2 separate regions of the Homo sapiens genome follow, and region 2 is linked to region 1. The links are chromatin loops, found by intact Hi-C in ENCODE. Cell type or tissue: GM12878. All regions are shown on one strand. Each heading gives the region's core, and the rest is flanking DNA. Links, peaks and the distances in the headings are about the cores only.

What was found. A loop is a pair of places that touch in the nucleus more often than their neighbours do. Peaks named below come from ENCODE experiments on the same cell type or tissue, not always from the same donor. Only the 100,000 strongest peaks of a DNase experiment are listed, where the experiment ranks them.
Region 2: a loop joins it to region 1, with 2.2 times the contacts of the local background. A loop is called at or near these places in 2 of 110 quality-filtered maps.

Annotation. Positions count from the first base shown.
Region 1 is chr14:90,985,005-90,987,929 of GRCh38, reverse strand. All of the region lies in intron 2 of RPS6KA5 (ribosomal protein S6 kinase A5), which reads left to right. Among named protein-coding and RNA genes, the nearest start is that of RPS6KA5, 74 kb to the left of the region's middle. RefSeq lists an enhancer at 1,882-1,931. In GM12878, for the core only: a CTCF peak has its summit at 1,333; a DNase peak (open chromatin) is centred at 1,909.
Region 2 is chr14:91,138,947-91,141,832 of GRCh38, reverse strand. The region is part of intron 1 of DGLUCY (D-glutamate cyclase); the gene reads right to left. Among named protein-coding and RNA genes, the nearest start is that of SNORA11B, 14 kb to the right of the region's middle. RefSeq lists a silencer at 834-1,128. In GM12878, for the core only: a CTCF peak has its summit at 957 (motif pointing right); no DNase peak of the experiment used is centred there.

The DNA.
Region 1 (2,925 bases), core at 262-2,761:
AAATGGAATAGTATGGAGCTGGTCTTCATGTAATGCAGAGTTATTTGTGAGTTTATGAAACCTTGGAGTGAGTGCTGGCAAAGTATAGAAATTCAGAGGGCCTTGCTTATGATAGTGTCTAATGAGCAGTAACCATTTGTGTCTACCTTGGTCCCTGGTGTCCTCTTTAAGAAGTTCACTTTTTCCTTATGTGGATATCCTTTGTTGTTGTTGTTGTTGTTGTTGTTGTGGCTGCTGCTGCTGTCATCTAATCAACAGCAGATCTTGTAAGTTTGCTCTGTGGAAATACTGTTTTTCCAGTTGAGGCGGTCTTTGGGCTGCTTTCCCCAGCCTTCAGTGCCATCTTGAAATGTAATTTGTGATATTTCTTTACTCATTGGTCCCAGACTCTATGAATATTCCTGATAAGATAGCTTTTTTTCCCTCCAATCTTTTTTTTACTACAGATTTAGAGTAACACATTTCATTTATTAAATGAGACATACTTGTTTCTCATGGGTAATTTGTTACTAGAGGATGCTGTAAATTGCACTAGGCAACTTAAAGACATTGCTACTTTTTGATGACATGATAGAGGGAAAAATACTTTGGTTGAGTCATTTAAAAGAGTGTTTTAAAAAGTATGATGACTTAGTCATCATTTGTCATTTTATTCTTTTAAGTGTTTGGAAAGTATCCGTATTAAAATAATACCTTTAAAAGCATGTATTCATTAAATTGTCAAAATTGTCATTCAAAAAATTTATAATTTTGCATTTGTGTATGTGTATACCCACTATACCTTATGCTTCAGTGTAAGCCTACAATGTTTATGTAAGTCTTAGAGGTTAAATGTTTGTGATGTTTTATGCCATAATAAAAAGATGATTCCATATGAAGGTGTCAAATGACATTGTCTCTCTAGTGTAAATACAATTTTATTTATTATTGATACTATGTTAGGTCATGTTAGCTAGAAGCAGATCCCGGGACATGGATTTGGATTTATGTGATTTACTGCAGGAGCACTCTCAGGAGAACAAGAGTGAGGGAAGGAGGGTGGTCAGGAGACTAGCCTAAACAGGCATGTGGTCTAAGCAGTGGTCTGGATTCAGCCTGGACTCATGGGAAGTTTTGGAGCAAGAGCAAAGAGGCAGGCCTTTCATACCTGTGTTAGTCATTGGCTGCAGGCTGCTTGAGTGAGGGTGGAGTAGAGAATGATGGCATGTAACCTTCCAGGTGTGGTGGCCCCTGTCTACCTGAGGCCTTTCTCCAGCAGCCAACACTCACAGCAGCTGGAGAATAGATGCACCGGCCTGTAAAGGGGACCTGGCAGAACACCATCAGCACCCACTACAGGTGGTCATTAACTCCAGCAGTTAAGACATCACTATTTAGTTAGGCAAACAGCTTGTCTTTTGAGATATAAATAGAGAATTATTTATGAATATGCATCTTAGTCTTCTTTTGATTCTTATTTTAACGTATTTTTTTTTTTTAGTAAGATGCTCTGGTAATCATGTTTACCAGATTGAAATAAGCACACCTGGAGGCATAGCTAGTGTGGTGGATGACCAAGTCACCATTTCACAAGATTCCAGTAATCTGGAAAGATTAATTTTAGGAGTGATTAATATGATTCTTCAGTTAGTAGAAATTCTCTCGTATGACACAGTTGGTATGTGTAGGTAATTTTAAAAAGTTGGTTCAAGTGTGAATCATTTAAAAATCATTATATATTTTTTGAACATTTTTTACTTAAAATGTATAAGAGTACTTCACTTGTGAATCTTTGGATGTAAGCACAGGACTCTGAATGTAGGTTAATAAACAGTTTATTTTGCATAAACCACGGTTGAATCCATCATCTAAAAATAACAGTTTCAGGTTCTTTAGAGTGAGAACTAGCCAGATTTTAAGTAGTCTGAATACTCCCCCTAGCCTTTTATAGTTGTTTCACTCACACCTAATTTTTCAGCAGTTCCTTTCTTTAAAGTGTTTTGCTTTTATCTAGTCCTTTCAAAGCATTCATCCTCATTTTTCTCTTTGGCATGCACATTTCAGTGGTTCATGTAATATTTAATGAATTTACATAATAAGAATAACAGATACAACAAGTAGAAATAGGCAAAGCAACAAGTATCAGTGACTGGCATGGAACTGCATGGGTGCAGAAATACACATGTAAACTAGTCATAGATTGTCAGTGTGCAGTGGGTGTTTTCAGAGGGAAAGGGGAGTATAAGACTAAGTTGGTCTTAGGAGCTGGCTAAGTATAAGTCACTTAAGAGCATTTCTACTGTATTTTTTAAGTGGTAGTTCAAGTTCAATAGTTAATAAGTTTGTTATGAACCCAAAGTGCAGCATGGCTAGTAAACATTCTATTCAAGGTATAATTTTAAGCTGCATTAACAAAAGTTTGAGTGAAAGAAAACATTGCTCTCACCTTGGTTGAGCCATTCAGGTCCTAGTGAGAACAGCATGTCCAAGTTGAGCACAACAAGGAAGGACGTAAAGCAGGGGCCTCTGAACAATGGCTCTTATTCCTGGCTCGTGGTTGCCCCTTCAGAATAATGCATGTAAACGTGTACACACACAAAATTTTGCATGCATTTAATTATGTTACATTTTAAATTGATTGTTTTTACAAATTAAAAATATTTTCTAACAAATTAACCTCATACCATTTTAATGTAAAAATTAAAGGCGGCCGGGCGCAGTGGCTCACACCTGTAATCCCAGCACTTTGGGAGGCCGAGGTGGGCAGATCACCTGAGGTAGGTAGTTCGAGACCAGCCTGACTAACATGGAAAAACCCCATTTCTACTAAAAATACAAAAAATTAGATGGGCGTGGTGGCGCATGCGTTGTAATCCCAGCTACTTGGGAAGCTGAGGTAGGAGAATTGCTTGAACCCAGAAGGTGGAGGTTGTGGTGAGCCAAGAT
Region 2 (2,886 bases), core at 1-2,500, 150 kb before region 1:
ACGCCTGTAATCCCCGTACTTTGGGAGGCTGAGGCGGGCGAATCACCTGAGGTCGGGAGTTCAAGACCAGCCTGACCAACGTGGTGAAAGCCCATCTCTACTAAAATTACAAAGTTAGCTGGGTGCAGTGGTGCATGCCTGTAATCCCAGCTACTGGTGAGGCTGAGGCAGGATAATCACTTGAACCCAGGAGGCGGAGGTTGCAGTGAGCCAAAATTGCGCCATTGCACTCCAGCCTGGCGACAGAGTGAGACTCCGCTTCAAAAAAAAAAAAAAAAATTAACCTCTCTGAGTATCCATTGTATCACCTGTGTGAAGGTAATGCTGAACAGTCAAGGGATATGGATCTCATGTGATCGTTCTAAGGATGAAATGGAATAATATTTGTTTAGCAGTGTTTGGCACATAGTAAATGTTCAATATACGATAACTCCTTTTTTTCCTTTTCTTTTTTTTTTTTTAGATGGCGTCTCGCTTTGTCACCCAGGCTGGAGTGAAGTGGTGCAATCTCAGCTCACTGCAACCTCTGCCTCCCAGGTTCAACCGATTCTCCTGCCTTAGCCTCCTGAGTAGCTGGAACTACCACACCCAGCTAATTTTTGTATTTTTAGTAGAGACAGGGATTCACCATGTTGGCCAGGCTGGTCTTGAACTCCTGGCCTCAAGTGATCCACGTGCCTCAGCCTCCCAAAGTGCTGGGATTATAGGTGTGAGCCACTGTGCCCAGCCTGATAACTATTCTTTTTCTATAACACTTACACTCAAGAAAGTCGGAGCACCCTACAAGAAATAACAGACAAACTCGGCCATCATGACCAGCCTTAAGAACTATCCACTGGTAGAAATTTTGACAAGTCTACAGGTCAGCAATCAGACCTGAAGGTTTCCTGAGTCTCATGAAATCCTACAGGATTCACATCTGATCCTCAACAATAGACCAGCCAGGAGAGGGCAGCAAGAGAGAGCCTGAGTCTAACCATTGCTGTTTGAATCACAACCCCTAGGTGTTGTGGGCACTTTACTTGGGAATGTCCAGGTTGATACTCATTTCAAAAGATGGCAGATCTGCTGGCTAGAGGTGTGGCAGCACAGATTACGAATGGGTGGTGACTGTTTATCAGGCTCTTGACTTTCATAAATTATTTTCTTGTTTGTTTGTTTTGGAAAGGGGTCTCACTCTGTCATCCATGCTGGAGTGCAATGGCGTGATCTAGGCTCACTCCAACCTCCGCCTCCCAGGTTCAAGAGATTCTCCCACCTCAGCCTCTCCAGTAGCTGGGATTACAGGCATGTGCCATCATGCCTGGCTAATGTTTGTATTTTAGTAGAGATGGGGTTTCACCATGTTGGCCAGGCTGCTCTTGAACTCCTGACTTCAGGTGATCCGCCAGCCTCAGCCTCCCAAAGTGCTGGGGTTACAGGCTTGAGCCACCGCACCCGACCCATAAATTATTTTCTTTAGATAATCACTCAAGCATCACTATATTGTAGGAAACAACAACATGTCATTGAGACATAGATTTTGGGAGACAGTTTAAATCAAACTGGCAAACTTTTTTGTAAGGTTTGTGAGCTAAGAATAGGTTTTACATTTTTAGGAGTTGTGAAGAAGGAGAAGAAGGAGGAGGAGGAAAGGGAAGAGGAGAAACAACAGTATTGTGAAGGAAAAACAAAAACTTGAACCCTGGTTCACTCTGCCAGAAGGAAGAAAATGAAGCTGAAAGCTGAGTCATGCAAGAATCTGTCTTTCCTTTTGTTCCTAAGCAGATAGCTACACATAAAAGGTTAAAGATCTCTGCAGGTAGTTACTCTATGTTCACCTTATCTTACAGAGAGTGCTGACTTACTATTCCCCTACCTGCTCCCTTTCTCTTGCAACATGGGGATTCAGTCATGTGACCACAGCCTCCCTCTTCCCCCTCCATCCTGCTTTCTCCCCTTTTAAATCCTGAAGTCCTCAAAATCATCTTTGGAGAAAGGCACAGACCCATCTCCTGGGCTTGTCCTTAACCTTGGCAAAATAAACTTCTAAATTGATTGAGAACTGTCTCAGGTACTTTTTGGTTTACAGTGTGATGGTCAATTTTATGTGTCACCTTGATTGTATCACAGGGTGCACAGACATTTGGTTAAACTTCATTTTTTTTGAGACAAAGCCTCAACTCTGTTGCCCAGGCTGGAGTGCAGTGGCACGATCTCGGCGCACTGCAACCTCTGCCTCCCGAGTTCAAGCTATTCTACTGCCTCAGCCTCCCAAGTAGCTGGGATTATAGGCACAAGCCACCACATCCAGCTCATTTTTGTATTTTTAGTAGAGACGGGGTTTCACCATGTTGGCCAGGCAGGTTTCAAACTCCTGACCTCAAGTGATCCACCTGCCTTGGCTTCCCAAAGTGCTGGGATTACAGGTATGAGCCAACACGCCCGGTCTGGTTATTTCTGGGTACATCTGTGAGGGTGTTTTGGGGTGAAATTAGCATTTGAATCAGTAGACTGAGTAAGGAGGATCCCATCCTTACCAATGGCAGTGGTCATCATGCAGTCTACGGAGGACTCGAAGAGAACAAGGAGGAGGAGGAAGGGAGCATTTGCTCTCTGCCTGGCTGACTGAGCTGGGCCTTTTCCTGTCCCTGTACTGGGATTTGCCCCATCAGTGCTCCTGGTCCTCAGGCCTTTGGACTCAGACTGGAATTTAGTCCTTATCTCCAGCTTGCAGATGGCAGATAGTGGAACTTTTCAGCCTCCATAATCCTGTGAGCCAATTCTTTATACTAAATCTGTTTGTCTATATCTGTATCTCCTATTGGTTCTGTTTCTCTGGAGAACAATGACTAATAGAAACAGAGATGCATGTGTCGTGGAAGCCTAAAATATTTAAAATATCTG